2 separate regions of the Homo sapiens genome follow, and region 1 is linked to region 2. The links are chromatin loops, found by intact Hi-C in ENCODE. Cell type or tissue: MCF 10A. All regions are shown on one strand.

What was found. Hi-C counts contacts between places; a loop is a spot of excess contacts. Peaks named below come from ENCODE experiments on the same cell type or tissue, not always from the same donor. Only the 100,000 strongest peaks of a DNase experiment are listed, where the experiment ranks them.
Region 1: a loop joins it to region 2, with 10 times the contacts of the local background. A loop is called at or near these places in 40 of 110 quality-filtered maps.

What each region holds. Positions count from the first base shown.
Region 1 is chr4:183,645,228-183,653,227 of GRCh38, reverse strand. RWDD4 (RWD domain containing 4) reads left to right here. Exons shown (of 8, transcript NM_152682.4): 3 at 1,901-2,010; 4 at 2,097-2,244; 5 at 3,660-3,777; 6 at 6,691-6,740; 7 at 6,875-6,877. Among named protein-coding and RNA genes, the nearest start is that of RWDD4, 10 kb to the left of the region's middle. In MCF 10A, no CTCF peak of the experiment used is centred here; no DNase peak of the experiment used is centred here.
Region 2 is chr4:183,468,342-183,476,341 of GRCh38, reverse strand. It overlaps LOC124900823 (a long non-coding RNA gene), which reads right to left and starts at 3,843. Exons shown (of 2, transcript XR_007058411.1): 1 at 3,610-3,843. In MCF 10A, a CTCF peak has its summit at 3,909 (motif pointing left); a DNase peak (open chromatin) is centred at 3,921.

The DNA.
Region 1 (8,000 bases), 180 kb before region 2:
CCTAAACCATGTGATCAATCTTAGTGTCACCAGTGATGATTCTGGAAGATCTTCTGTGCCTCCTTATATGATGCTATGGGAAGATGCCACATCACCTCTGTAGTTTTCTTACCAAAAATGTTTAATTTGAATCAGTTCAGATCTGGGGACATTATACAAGAAAACTAGCCTGTATTCTTTTTGGCTTAAAAGGCAGGGGAAGCCAGTCACAGTGGCTCATGCCTATCTATAATCCCAGCACTTTGGGAGGCTGAGGCAGGAAGATCACTTGAGCTCAGGAGTTCGAGACCAGCCTGGGCAACATAGGAAGACCTTGTCTCTACAGAAAGTTTTTTAAAGTCTGGCATGGGGCACACGCCTGTAGCTCCAGCTACTTGAGTGGCTGAGGTGGGAGGATTTCTTTCTTTTTTTTTTTTTTTGAGATGGAGTCTTGCTCTGTTGCCAGGCTGTAGTGCAGTGGCACTATCTCGGCTCACTGCAACCTCTGCCTACCAGATTCAAGCGATTCTCCTGCCTCAGCCTCCTGAGCAGCTGGGACTACAGGCGCATGCCACCATGCCCAGCTAATTTTTGTATTTTTAGCAGAGATGGGGTTTCACCATGTTGGCCAGGATGGTCTCGATCTCTTGACCTCATGATCTACCCGCCTTGGCCTCCCAAAGTGCTGAGAGTACAGACATGAGCCACTGTGTCCAGCTGATTTCTTTTTTTATTTTATTTTTTTTTACTTTTGCCACAGACTCTTGCTCTGTCGCCCAGGCTGGAGTGCAATGGCACGATCTCAGCTCGCTGTGACCGCCCCGTGATCAGCTGGACCCCAGCCTGGGCAATGGAGTGAGACCCTGTCTCAAAAAAAAAAAAAAAAAGCCAGGGGAGAGGGCTGGGGACTGTTGTAAATTAAAGCAGAATAAAGAGGCATAACAACTCGTGCAGTCCATGATCCCTCAATGGATTATGGATTTGTGGGTTGAGGTGATGTCTATTAAAGGACACTTTAGATATGATTGGGTAGTTTTTAATATGGTTTATGTATTAGATAGCATTTTTGTACCAATGTTGAATTTCTTGGGTGTAATAATGATCTTGTGGTTATGAAGAAGATTGTCCTTTTCTTAAGATACTTTACTCACATATTGAGGAAATTTCATTACTGTTAGATGTTTAAGCAAAAACCAAAGGGGAAAAAAATCACATTGGGAGAGTAGGGGTTGATTCTATGGTGGAGAGGGGGAAAGATAAAGTAAATGAGGCAGAAAGTATTTGGTGAATAAGATGAATGTCAGAGTGTTCATTATACTATTTCAGTTTTTCTTTAAGATTAAAAATGTTTAAATAAAAAGTTAGCAGAGCGGAAGAAACAAGGGCGTCTTTATTCAGAAATTGTTAGCAGCTGAAGACATTCCTGTCCCTTATCCTTTGCCTTTTCCTTTTTTCTCTCAGTTTTAAATTTCATTTTCTTGACTCTTGGGGTTGTGCCTCCTAGGATTTAGCAGTTGGATAACTTAAAACAAAGATGAGGTGTGTCGAGTTTGTGAATTATTTTTGTCCATTCTCTTTCTGTATCCCACGGATAAGTTGATGTCTTATTTTCATCCTCGGAAAACACTAAAAAATACCTAAGATGTAGGCGTGGTACTAGAAAAGCTGGTAGGCTGGTTAGGGACAGGACATGGGCATAAACTGAACCTATGAAGCTATACTAGGACTAAATTAAAGTCAGACTGTCCTGAGACTCCCTTCACCCCTGCTCAGTCCTAGCCTGTGTCACTGGACTTTTCAAAATATTACATTTCTGATCTGAGCATGAGTATTGGAAAGAATTCACCCTTTTGAAGATTATAATTTAGTTTTCTGTCTTTTTATCACCTTTTACAAGCCTAAGATTTCCCCTTCTCTTCAGATAGGTGAAAATGGTGATCCCAAAGCCTTCTTAATAGAGATTTCCTGGACAGAAACATATCCCCAAACACCTCCAATTCTATCTATGAACGCTTTTTTTAACAACACCATGTGAGTAGTGTCTTGTTTTTACTGCTTTTCATTTCACTCTCTGTTATACTTTTCTCTCAGCAAGGTATTTTTGTTGTGCATTGTAGATCATCAGCTGTAAAGCAGAGTATATTAGCCAAGCTACAGGAAGCAGTAGAAGCTAATCTTGGAACCGCTATGACCTATACATTGTTTGAATATGCCAAAGACAATAAAGAGCAGTTCATGGAGAATCACAATCCCATCAATTCCGCAGTGAGTATGTGATTATTTTTTTGCCGGATTCTTTTGTTGTTTTGGTTTTGCTGTTAGCAATAAATTTGTACTACTTAATATATATTCAAAATCGGAAGAAGACTTGTTAAAGTGAGAGTTACACCTGAGTTAAATGAGAACAATGGATTTCAGATTTCTTCTATTTAACCTAGAAAATGATATTATATTCTCTAGATTTTTATCCTTTATCAAAGACTAGAATATATATAACATGCCCACCAAAACTGAGATATCATAGAACCTAGTATTTTTAATATTTGTTTAATCTCTCCATAAAGCTTAAACAGCTAAGGGATCTCTTATGCAGTGCTAAAATAAGTATGAAATTGCTTTCTGCATGAGGCTTGTTTCATTGTAAACAGTCTTGCCACAGTTCAATGTGTAGATGTTGCAGCATGTGGAAACTTTATTGAATAGAAAAAATTGTTTTATTATTATTTCTAGAATAGTTTTAGGAAATATTTCTTTCATGACGTTAAGCATCTGTGTATGAGGCCCCTTTGCACCACGTCATGCACTAAAAGACTTTGAGGGGTTCGGTATAATTTAGTGTTGTCTTGTGAACCAAGGGCTAAGCTGTTGGCAGCAAGGCCTGTCTTCTGTGCAAGTGGTTTTGGCTTTCACATTCCCAACAGGACACAGAACCCCAAGAGGCAACTGGAGGAGCAGTGGAGGGTGGTAGCTAAGATCATGGACTCTGGGCCAGACTGCCTGGGTTCACATCACTGCACCACTCACCAACTCTGTGACTTTCGGCAGGTTTCTTAATCTTTCTGTGCCCAGTTCCTCATCTGTCAAATGGGGGTTATATAGTATCTACCTTCTAAGATTGTGCTGAGGATCAAATGTGTGGTATATGGAAAACATTTGCAGCCATGCTTAGACCTAGTAAGCATTTTACATTTTAGCTATCATATACCCTGACTGCATTAACCCATGTGTCTTAAAATTTTTCTTCCGGGAACCAGGATGTTCTAGGTAGGCACACGTGATTTTTCTAAAGACGTGTTTAAATTGTCAAGTGTTCACATTGAGAAAAGCTCTGTAAAGAAAAAAAAAGGTTTTAATTAAATTTCCAAATAATAGCAAGTTAACTGAATTGTAAACCTACCTTGGAACCTCAGATCTTCAACATAAGGCTGATAATCAGATCTTCCTTCCCAGGATTTTGGTTATAACAATTGAACTAATATTACGTCCTTTGATCTGAACTTTTAAAAGAGTAAAACCAATAATGTGTTAAGGGCACTTGATTTTAAAAATGAATCATAATAATATAGGATTCTTTTATTTCATAAGTGTAAAAATTATCAACCCACTTCAGGATATAGCTGTATTTAGTGTAACACAAGTTGTAAGGTATGAGGCTGAGAATTATTTCTTTTTTTTTTTAGACATCGATAAGCAATATCATCTCAATTGAAACTCCTAATACAGCCCCATCAAGTAAGAAAAAAGACAAAAAAGAACAACTTTCAAAAGCCCAGAAGCGTAAGCTGGCAGACAAAACAGGTTTGTGTGTGTTTCTTTTCTTTTCTTTTCTTTTTTTTGACAGAGTCTCACTCTTGTTGCCCAGGCTGGAGTGCAGTGGCATGATCTCAGCTCACTGCAGCCTCCACCTCCCAGGCTCATGCGATTCTCCTGCCTCAGCCTCCCGAGTAGTTGGGATTATAGGCGCATGCCACCACACCTGGCTAATTTTTGTATTTTTAGTAGAGACGGGGTTTCACCATGTTGGCCAGGCTGGTCTCGAACTCCTGACCTCAGGTGATCCACCTGCCTCTGCCTCCCAAAGTGCTGGGATTACAGGCGTGAGCCACCACGCCCAGCCGTTTTTTTTTCTTTTATAACCCAGATAAATGGATTGCTTCTTAGTGTGATATGGTGGATATATTTAGATTAATTCTTACTCTTTCTTCTTGGAACATTTGGGCCAGTGAACTTTTGGGTCACTGACCTTTTGGGTCACATATGTATACTGAAAATATTTCGAGAGGCTGAGGCAGGAGAATTGCTTGAACCCAGGAGGCAGCCGTTGCAGCAAGCCGAGACTGTGCCACTGCACTTCAGCCTGGGCAACAACAGCAAAACTCTGTCTCAAAAAAAGAAAAAAAAAAGAAAATATTTACTACTACTTCATCACAAGAGGTCACCATTTGAAAAAAAAAGGTAACCGAGTGGCAAAGTAACTATAAATGAGTCTAGAGATTGAGGAGCATTTAAATAGTCTACAAAAACATGTTCTACCTGGAGCTCTAACATGTTTGGGATTTGTTTACCTCTTTAGTAGCTGTGTGTTATTAAAAATTTTTTGAAATACAGTTTTCATTTGAAATGGATACCAGTATACCATTAGGTCTTAGTGTGATAAGTAATTTAACATTTTTGCCTGTAGTTAATTATACAACAATAATATTTAAGAATAGAATTCTCATATGTTCTAAACAAGAGTTCTTTAGAAGAAGATAATAAACTCTAGCTCATATCAACAATAATATTTGATTGCTTTTCTTTATTTAACCTGAAAACTTGCAAATTGATAACAGTCTGTAAACTTTTTCACAGTTAGGGAAAATGAGGACGTCATTTGTGTACTTGCACATTTACACTTATGTATGTATCTATGCGTGTGCTACTATGTCAGGTTAAAAAGTTTCTCTTTATTGAGAAGAACCGACCCTTTTATTTTGGTGAGGGCCTTTTTTTTTTTTTTTCTTTTTTCTTTTGAGACGGAGTCTCGCTCTGTTGCCCAGGCTGGAGTGCAGTGGCGCGATCACTGCAACCTCCGCCTCCTGGGTTCAGGCAATTCTCCTGCCTCAGCCTCCCGAGTAGCTGAGACTACTGGCGCATGTCACTATGCCTGGCTAATTTTTGTTATTTTTTGTAGAGACAGGGTTTCACCATATTGGGCAGGCTGGTCTCGATCTCTTGACCTCGTGATCTGCCAGCCTCGGCCTCCCAAAGTGCTGGGATTACGGGCTTGAGCCACCGCATCCGGCCTGGTGAGGGCCTTTTAAATGTCCTTTCTTCTGTAATGGAATGGCAGTTTTTTTGTGGTTTATGTTTTGTTTAATGTCTGTCTGTGGCAAATAGCAACTCTGTGTTTGTTTCCAAAATACATTTTTGAAATGGTAATGGTTTGTGAAATAAAAAAATCTAAGAATTCATTCTACCTAATGTCAGAGCAGCATTAAACTCTAAAAACAACTGAAGCAGTAAGTTGTTAGCCATTACAGTTTGTTGTCTAGAATTTGGTTTATCTCTCTTTGAATATTGTAGCATCTATGTCAGTTAGGTAATATTGCTTTCATACATAATGACCTGTGATCACTCTATTTCATTAATAGCTCCCTACCTTCATCTCTTTGATGATGCCCACCTAAAGCCATTACCTTCCCATAATGACAGTATACGAGTTTGTGACTTGGAGCTTTCATTCTAAATAAAATTTTAATGGGACAGCCACGGCACTGTGGCTAAGTTTTAGTTAACCAAAATTGGTGATGTGCCCCCTATAACCAGTAACCAGGGGGATACGATTCTTCTTGGCATGAAAGAGAAAAGAACCGATAGCATCTAAAATTGAGCTCCAGTAATATTGCTTCTCTCCTGTAAGTATCATGGGTTAATTTCTTTTTCCCTAGCTGGAAAATTCATATAATGTACTTGTTTTGAGTTTAAATTTTTAAGGTTTCATAAAGTGGAGACATGCATGGCATACATCAAGCATAAAGGAAATCAAGCCATTTTAAATTGAAGAATTTTTAGATAATATTTGTTAAGCTATTCTTTAAATTTGAATATTCTGTTAAAATAATAAAAGCACTTTGCAGACTATGAATTATAAGCTAGTTTCCAAGCAATCCCAACAGATTAAAGCCCTTTTTAAAGAATGTTAGATTAAATAATGAATATGTTATCAGATCACAGCAACTAATACATAAGTTAGCCAGCCCTTCTTTTAGTCTTGAAGCCAGGCCAGACATATATTTGTGAGTCCTCCTGTCTTGAGCCTAGCTTCTGGGTGCGAAATGCTAATTTATTAAACAGAACAATACAACTTATTACTTAAATAAGCAATGACCTCTTATATAAAGCAGTAGCTTCATGCAAATGCATGAAACTAATAAATGGATTAACTGCTTTTCCTGGCATTACCAACCCATCTCTATATTTTTTCCTCATTATCAGGTTTTGTCTTGGATAGCAATATCATAAATGTAAAAAAGGAGTATACCTAAAATATTTTGCAAGTATTCCTAGGAGAACAGTATCGATTCATAATGATAAACTCTTTTTCCAACTTAGTAATATGTCATTTAAATTTTTAACCTATTTGTTGTGTACAGTAGTATATAAAATCTTAATTATTATAAAACTAGCTGGTTGGTCTTAGAAATAAAGTTACTATTTTTTATCTTCTAGATCACAAAGGAGAACTTCCTCGAGGCTGGAACTGGGTTGATGTTGTGAAGGTATATAACATTTATATTCTAGTCTTTAAACTTGTTACAATTATTACCAGCAAATAATGAAATTCTTATTTTTTGTTTTCCCCTTCACAACCTTTGGAATTCACTGGGATGTCTGTTTCCTTTTTTACATTCAGCATGTAAGTATTTTTGAAATACCTTTTACATTCTTCTTTTCCCTGCACTCTCAATTTTAGATCTTTTTTTTTTTTAAGTAATGGAAAATTTGCAGAAGTTAAAACTACAATATAGTATGACTATGTAAGCACATCTTAAGAATGCAGATACTTAGGGGACAGTGGCTCACACCTGTAATCCCAGCACTTTTGGAGGTCAAGGTGGTTGGATCACCTGAGGTCAGGAGTTCGAGACTAGCTTGGCCAACATGGTGAAACCCTGTCTATACTAAAAATACAAAAATGAGCTGGGCATGGTGGCGCACGCCTGTAGTCCCAACTACTCAGGAGGCTGAGGCACGAGAATTCGCTTGAACCCAGGAGGCGGAGGTTGCAGTAAGCTGAGATCGTGCCACTGCACTCCAGCCTGGGCGACAGAGTGAGACTCCATCTCAAAAAAACAGAAAAAGAAAAGAAAAGATAACGCAGATTCTTAAATATGACTCCAAGTTATCAACAATATATGGAAACTGAAGAAAACCAGATGTGGAAAAGAATGTTTTACTTTCTTAGTAGAAATTACTTTTAAGTTTTTGGTTTTTGTTTTTTGTTTTTGAGACAGGATCTTGCCCTGTCACCCAGGCTAGCTGGTGGCATAATCACAGCCCACTGCAGCCTTGGACCTCCCAGGCTTAAGTGATCCTCAGCCTCCTGACTAGCTGGGATCAAAGGCATGTGCCACCATGCCTGGCTAATTTTTTTTTTTTTTTTTTTTGCAGAGACAGATATGTTGCCCAGGCTGTTCTCGACCTCCTGGGCTTAGGTGATCCTGCTACCTCGGCCTCACAACGTGCTGGGATTGCCGGCGGCAGCCACCACACCTGGCCTTGGCTTTTGTGGGTTTTTTTAAGGACAGACCTTAAACGTGGTTGTTCATCATACCAAGAACAATGCTCTGTTTCTGTTTAAAATTGTTTGCTTTCATTTTGAATTTTGCTGCCTACATGTCTCAGATTTTTCTTGTATTAGCTGTAGTTTCAAATACGTTACACTAATATTTAACATAGTAAATTAATTCTCTTTGTAGGACTTCACGAAATAAATTTTGCATTCCATTTAGTGCCACAACTCCTGTGAGAAGTGTTTA
Region 2 (8,000 bases):
TCAAAGCAGAGAATGGAAAGAAAGGCTGTGCTGGGTTATGGTATATTTATCTGGTTGGTACATGAAAATCTTCACTGAAGAGAATACTAAAAGGCCAAATTTTAAATGGCCAAAGCCAGGGAGCAAATTACTGCCAAACTTAGCAAAAGGGTTTTCAGCCAGTGTTGCCCTTAATGGGGTCTCAGACCACCTCCATCAGAATCACCGTCGGCACTTACTAGAAGTGCATGTTTCTGGACCTCAGCCTAGACCTAACCTGAAATCTCCAAAAATGAGGCCCCGGAACCTACGTTTTAAACAAGTTCTTTCCGGGCCTGGCATGGTGGCTCATGCCTGTAATCCCAGCACTTTGGGAGGCTGAGGCAGGAAGATTGCTTAAGCCCGGGAGTTCGAGACCAGCCCAGGCAACATGGTGAAACCCCATCTCTACAAAAAAAATCCAAAGATTAGCCATGTGTGGTGTGCACCTGTAGTGCTAGCTACTCAGGAGGCTGAGGTGGGAGATTCGTTTGAGCCCAGAAAGCGGCTGCACTCCAGCCTGGGTGACAGAAGGAGACTCTGTCTCAAAAACAAACAAGCAAACTGAGTTCCCTGTGACTCTGTCTCAAAAACAAACAAGCAAACTGAGTTCCCTGTGATTCTTTCACCAAGTGGAGAGCCATGGACGTAGTCTCTGAGCCCCCACCAGTTACTGAAAGAAGTATAGTCACCTTGTAGTCCAACAATTTTTATCTTTCTTAGTGACTAATTGTTGACAAATATTTTCCTTCAAAATTTGCATTCTTGAAATAATCAGGCATGTAAAAATCCTTCTAAAATATTCAATTTGAAATTTGTATTAATGAAATGCTTTCTACCATATTATATGACAGATTTGCAGATAGGAATCTGATACCAAATTCAGCTGAAAAAATCTTCTTCATAAAATGCTAAGACATTCAAACCATTTACTAATCTGTCAGGAAGGCATTTGAAATACAGACAACATGACGTGATTTGCTTCACAGTGAGCTGATAGTTGTTAAGCTGGGTGATGATTATATGAGGATTTGATGTATTATATTATATATGTATATTTGATATACTCCATAATTTCAAAGTTAAAAAAAAAAGCTGCCCACCCAAATGCTTTTAAAGACTCTCTCATTAAGATATGTAATGTACCTGGTATTTGTTATTACTCCCTTTGTTTTGCTAGTGAGTAGGTATTTTGCATTTGTAGTAGAGACAGAGTTTCACCATGTTAGCCAGGCTGGTCTCGAACTCCTGACCTCAAATGATCCGCCCACCTCGGCCTCCCAAAGTGCTGGGATTACAGGCGTGAAAATTAAGAAATTAAGCATATACTAACTGAACGTTTATTGTAATTGTAAAACTCAGTTAAGCCAAATGGCATTTAAAAGCCCCAGGGAATGTTGACAATTGATAAGATATTTGTTATTATTATTATTTTGAAACAGGGTCTTACTCCTTCTCCCAGGCCAGAGTGCAGTGGTGTCATCATGGTTCACTGTAGCCTCCATCTCTTGGGCTCAGGCAATCCTCCCTCCTCAGTCTCCTGAGTAGTTGGGACCACAGGTACGTGCCACTGCACCCAGCTAATTTATCTATTTATTTATTTTATGTATTCTTTATTTTCTGTTTATTGTTGGTACACCCTTGTAGAACACCGGCTAATTAAAAAAAGCTTTTTTTTTTTTTTTTTTTTTTTTTTTTTTGTAGAGATAGGGTCCCACTAGGTTGCCTAGGCTGGTCTCAAACTCCTGGGCTCACACAAGCCTCCTAGGTCAGCCTCCCAAAGTGCTAATCCCAAAGTGAGATTACAGGTGTGAGCCACTGCACCTGGCCAAGATTTTTTTTTTTTTTTGAGACAAGAGTCTCGCTCTATTGCCTAGGCTGGAGTGCAGTGGCTTGATCTCAGCTCACTGCAACCTCCACCTTTCGGGTTCAAGCGATTCTCCTGCCTCAGCCTCCCGAGTAGCTGTGATTACAGGCATGTGCCACTATGCCCAGCTAATTTTTGCATTTTTAGTAGAGACAGAGGTTCACCATGTTGGCCACGCTGGTCTCGAACTCCTGATCTCAAATGATCCGCCCTCCTTGGCCTCCCAAAGTGCTGGGATTACAGGCGTGAGCCACCACACCCTGCCCCAAGATTATTCTTATTCTTATCATTATTATTATTTTTTGAGACGGAGTCTTGCACTGTCACCCGGGCTGGAGTGCAGTAGTGTGATCTCAGCTCACTGCAACCTCTGCCTTCCGGGTTCAAGCAATTCTCCTGCCTTAGCCTCCCAAGTAGCTGGGATTATAGGTGTATACTAAGAAAGTCTTACAGTGTCCATCAACAGATGAGTGGATAAACAAAATGTGGTATGTACATAAAAAGGAATATTAATCAGTCTTAAAGAGGAAGGCAGTTTGGGAGGCCGAGGCGGGCGGATCACCTGAGGTCAGGTGTTCAAGACCAACCTGGCCAACATGGTGAAACCCTGTGTCTACTAAAAATACAAAAATTAGGTGGGCATGGTGGCAGGCACCTATAATCCCAGCTACTCGGGAGGCTGAGGCAGGAGAATCGCTTAAACCCGGGAGGCGGAGGTTGCAGTGAGCTGAGATCGTGCCACTGCACTCCAGCCTGGGCGACAGAGCCAGGATCCATCTCAAAAAAAATAAATAAATAAAAGAGGAGAGAAAGTCAGTTACATGCTATAACATGGATAAACCCTGAAGATATTATGCTAAGGAAAATAAGCCAGTCACAAAAGGACACCTATTGTATGATTCCACTTATTTGGGGGACATAAAGTAGCCAAATTCATAGAGTGCAGAATGATGGTCACCAGGGTGGACAGGGAAGGATGCAATTAGAAGTTATTGTTTAATGGGCCAAGAGCCTTAGCTTGGGAAGATAAAAAGTTCCGGAGATGGATGGTGGTGATGGTTGCACAACAATTTGAATGTATGTAACGCTGCTGAATTATATACTTAAAATGGTAACTTTTGTTATGTATATTTTACCACAATTAAAAAAAATATTGAGTGCCTGTTATGTACTAGTCAGTGTTGAAAAAGACAGTCAGGTGCCTGAGCTCATGGAGCTTCCATTCTGGTGAAGGAAATAGACAATAAGTGAGATAATTATGAAGGAAATAAAGGGGTGATTTCACGACATAGTAACTAGAGAAGGGGATATTTACTCTAGATAGTGGTGTTGGAGATGAGATTTAAGGGATAGGAATGAGCCTCTAAAGGCATTGCAGTTAAAGGATGCAGCAAGGATAAAAGTCCCGAGGAAGGGAAAGACTGTCTGAGGAAGAGAAAAGAGGCCAGGAGGTTGAAGAAGCAGACACACGGCCTGGAATCTTTTGTTGTGCAAAGAAGAGAAGATGGTGGGGTAGATCAAGGGGTTGACAAACTTTTTCTGTAAAGGACCAGATGATAAGTAATTTAGGTTTTTCAGGCCAAGAGAAAAAAAAAGAAGGAAAAATGAAATTTCCATAATGACATTGGTAGGAAAAAAGTCTGACATAGTGTCTATAATTTTGAGAGAGGAGTGGCCAGTAGTGACAATTTTTTGTTCCACTTAGGAAATGATCAGAGGCTCACCTGAACTATTATCCATCCAAAAGTGGGATTCAAAGAAGGAAGAGGGCCTAGAAATGAGAAAGAAGCGAAAAATATGTTTGTTGAAAGGTCAACATGGGTGTTTGGAAGAGGTAATGCTAATGAGGTATTCGTAAAATTGGAGGTAGGCAACTTTGCTTTTGATACCCGTTATCACCATTCCATTGCCCCAGTAAATGTAAATTCCTTAAGTGTTTGGCACATACGATACGACGTCCAATAGATACTTGTTGAATAAGGTAACTTTTTCCTTCTTTTTGATTATTCCCTGAGAAATAAGTGTCCTGGTGCTGCCCCCTGGTGGCTAAAGGATCCCTTCATTGGGAGCCCAAACCCTCCTTGGCAATGCCGTGGGCTGGGAACCATGGCTCTGTTTGACTGTATAGTTCCCCTTCCTCACAAAGGATATTAAGGATGTTAAAGGGTATCAGTGGTATAGATAAGAGAAATACGTTTTTCTTTCTTTTAAATTCTATATTTGATTTTTAAAAACTTTATCCAAGTGGGCGTGAAAGTCTTAATAAAAATGCCTACGAATAAAAGGGTTACATGGACATGTGCAAGAGTAGTTCCTCCTATTTAAAACAAACAATTCCCTTTTAGCCAAACTTCCTTTTTACAAAACCGCTATATTTAGCTTTCCTTTCTTGAGATGAATCTTTCCTTTCCATAAAATTTTGAAACAAAATAAGTAACTGGCTTAAGCCAAAATTGGGATTTAATTTTTTATTTTATTTTATTTATCTATTTAGGGACGGAGTTTGGCTCTTGTTTCTCAGGCTGGAGTGCAGTGGCGCGATCTCGGCTCACTGCAACCTCCGCCTGCTGGGTTCAGGCAATTCTCCTGCCTCAGCCTCCCGAGTAGCTGGGATTACAGGCATGCGCCACTATGCCCGGCTAATTTTGTATTTTTAGCACAGACAGGGTTTCACCATGTTAGTCAGGCTAGTCTCCCACCTACAAAATTATTGTTTCTTGATCTTTTTTGTAGGCCTGTTTAGGCGTAAAATATTACTTTTGAAATTAACAATAAAGAGTAAAATTTGCCTCTTTAAGTGGATACCTGTGCTTATTTTTGGTAGCACAAATACTGGATCCTGGGATGAATTTGGACTAAGCACCTGCAGATTTCCTTTTCAATTGAAATGAGAATTTCTGTCTGTGTTCTTCATGCTTGTTATACTGGAAAAAGTTTGCTTACGTAAGTAAGAAATTGAACATTGTAACAAAATTTTCATTTTAGGCATACGAATAGCAGGATACTCTTCTTTCACAGAAATCCAGAACTCGCCTAGGGAGAGATCAGTGAATCTCATCTTGAATGTACTATCAGACTGCAGTTTACAAAGTTCTTTCTCTCCTCTCAAAGTCAAGTTCTCAAGCTGAGTAGGTTTAAAGGAAAAGTCCCTCCGCTGGTCATTGGTGTTGAAATGGAGAGAAAACGCCCTTTCATTTTGTCCTGAAGTTCTTCCAGAAGGTTTTCAATAAGATGTGAGACTTACTGATGTCTTTCCTTGCTCATAGGGCCAAACGACATTGGAAGCATTTTAAGATTTTTTCAGCATGATTTTTTCAAAAATTCAGTTTCCTTTTAAATCCAAGAATCTCATTACTTGGAGTCAACACGTTTTCTCCTGGGGCCTGCAAGATACTTGTTCAACTAGTTTATGTGATAAAGTATTTGCTAAGTAGGCTAGTTTCTGCTGACATTCTTTATCTTCAAAGCACTAAGAAAAATCTGGCTTTCCATTTTCTTGAAAGTCCTCCTGCAAGTCACCTTTCAGCTCGAACTCTTCCTTTGTTAAGCCACCTGGTTTCTCTGTACTGGGAGATTCATGTACCTTTGTCCAGGTTTTCTTAGTTTTTAAAGCGTACTCAAGTGAACTGGGCTTTTTAAAATGTAGTTTCTCATGTTTGAGAATCACTCAGAACTTTGGTCACTTCACCTCCAAGAGTTTTTTACTTCAATACCTTTCTATAAAGAAAGTAGTGTGTTGTGACTTTGTCAGAATTTTCTTTCTTTACAAGAGGTGAAAATTCTTTTTTTTTTTTTTTTTTTTTTTGAGATGGAGTCTTGCTCTGTCACCCAGGCTGGAGTGCAGTGGTGTAATCTCATCTCACTGCACCTTCTGCCTCCCAGGTTCAAGTGATTCTCCTTCCTTAGCCTCCAGAGTAGCTGAGATTACAGGCGCCCGTCACCACGCCCAGCTAATTTTTGTATTTTTAGTAAAGACAGGTTTTCACCATGTTGGTCAGGCTGGTTTCAAACTCCTGACTTAGGTGATCTGCCCGCCTTGGCCTCCCAAAGTGCTAGGATTATAGACGTGAGCCACCACACCCAGCCAAGAGGTGAAAATTCTTATGGAACCATCCATGCGTGGGACCCTATGGTCCAGATTGTGAGCATGGTTCCTCCAAGACAGAGCTTTTGTTTCCAGGTAGGAAGACAGAACCTTAAATGTGTCTTGGCCTTGAGGTGAATTTTTACAGCAGGAAGGTTTCTTGAGATTCATCATTACTTACAGATCTTCCCAGTGCTACCCAGTGATATTTATTGGTAACGTCTGTTGACTCATCAACCTGAATAAGGAAGCTATTGTTTTCCAGTTCATTACGCAAAATTCTTCAGCATCACAGGAAAGGAATATAAACTTTTTCCTCTGCTCCTTTAGGTTCATTGTCTGGGGCACTGAAGATTAGACTGATGAAAGACAGATTAACAGGAGAAAAGACATACAAATTTTATTTGATCTTAATCTTTATATATAAGGGCCTTCCTGGAAAAGAAGTGAAGAGCCAAATAAGCAGATAGATCTGAGAGCTTATATACCATCTTCAACAAAGAGCAATAAATTGTGGAAAAGTGACAAGACAAAGGACTTTTTTTTAAGAGAGATGGGGTCTTGCTATGTTGCCCAGGTTGGCCTGGAACTCCTGGCTTCAAGCAATCCTCCCACCTCAGTCCTGAGTAGTTGTGACTACAGGTATAGCCACCACACCAGCAGGAAAAGGGTTTTAAGCTTCTAGGGGCTGCCCTCTGTGGGATCATAGACATATGGGGAAAGTAATGGAAGATAAGGGTTAATTTAGTAAGGTTGGTTTGTGCAGGTCCATCTTGGTGCCAACTTTCTGTTTTCTTCATGGTCATAAAATGTCCCTGGGAGAGGAGATTTATGGCAGTTCTCATTTCTCAGGCATTTCTGCTTTTAGTCAGATAGGGAAAGCCCCAGGAAGGTTCTCTTTGCATCTGCTAATTCTCAAATGCCTTCAGCTCAAAATAATTCATATGCCACAGTGGCATATTTTGGGGTAGCATATTCCAATCCTCTTCCACATCATGTGACATGTCATCACTATGTTGAGCTATACTGTTGAAAGTGGAACCTTGTCAACTTCTTATACTGCATCTTATCTTGTCGTTTTACTCACTGTAATTTTACATGCTGGCCTAATGAGATTCTCACCAATGGTGTGACTTTTCCTTTTTTGAGCAATTAGTCCAGCTAGTAAATAAGTTGCTGTAAGCCTTTCCACTGAATGTGATTATCTTTTCTTTTCATTCTTTCTTTCTTTCTTTTTTTTTCTTGCGAGAGCTTTCCCTGTTTGGAATTTCCAATAGTCATTTAAAAAACATCAGCACTTTTACTATTAAATGGCTGTGATTTGTAGGTAGGTTCTTTTCCAATTTTTTGGAGCCACTGCTGTATTTGTAAGATGACACTCAACATATAACAGACTAGGCCAACTTGAATTACCAGACCACCTAAAACTCATCAACAAGTAACTTTGATTGTTACTTTTTGGTGCATCCTTAATCATATTAATGCTGAATCATGAAATGACTCAGAAGGTTGTAATTAGCTTTAATCAGAATTATTCACAGGTATAAGCCTATGAATACTGCTCTTCCATTTAGTATATTTTCCTTAAAAACTGCTACATTTAACCATCAGACTTTAAAAAACACCAACAAACATGAACAGAGGGCATAATAAATATTAGACGAGAATTGCAAGCAAAAGTTAATAAGTAATAATACAGTTCACTTCTACCCTGCACAATCCATGTGTTGCAATGTTTACAGCAGCAAAACAACAGGAATGGGCAGCTGAGTCACAGTGCATTAAAATTCTTCTTTTAGAATGAAACTTTCACTCCAGTTTTCCAACGGCGAGAGCTTATTTACTGCTGTCAGTCATGGCATCCGAGAGGAGATTGGGGGACTGAGGTGATTCGGTATGCAGAGGGTGATGTCTCAGCCCACTGTGGCACATGCATTCTGGAACTCCTCTGTCCCATAGAGACTTCAAACATTTATTGTCCACCCCCCACACTGGAACATAAGGTTTGGTGATGTGCAAAAGCAGGTCATC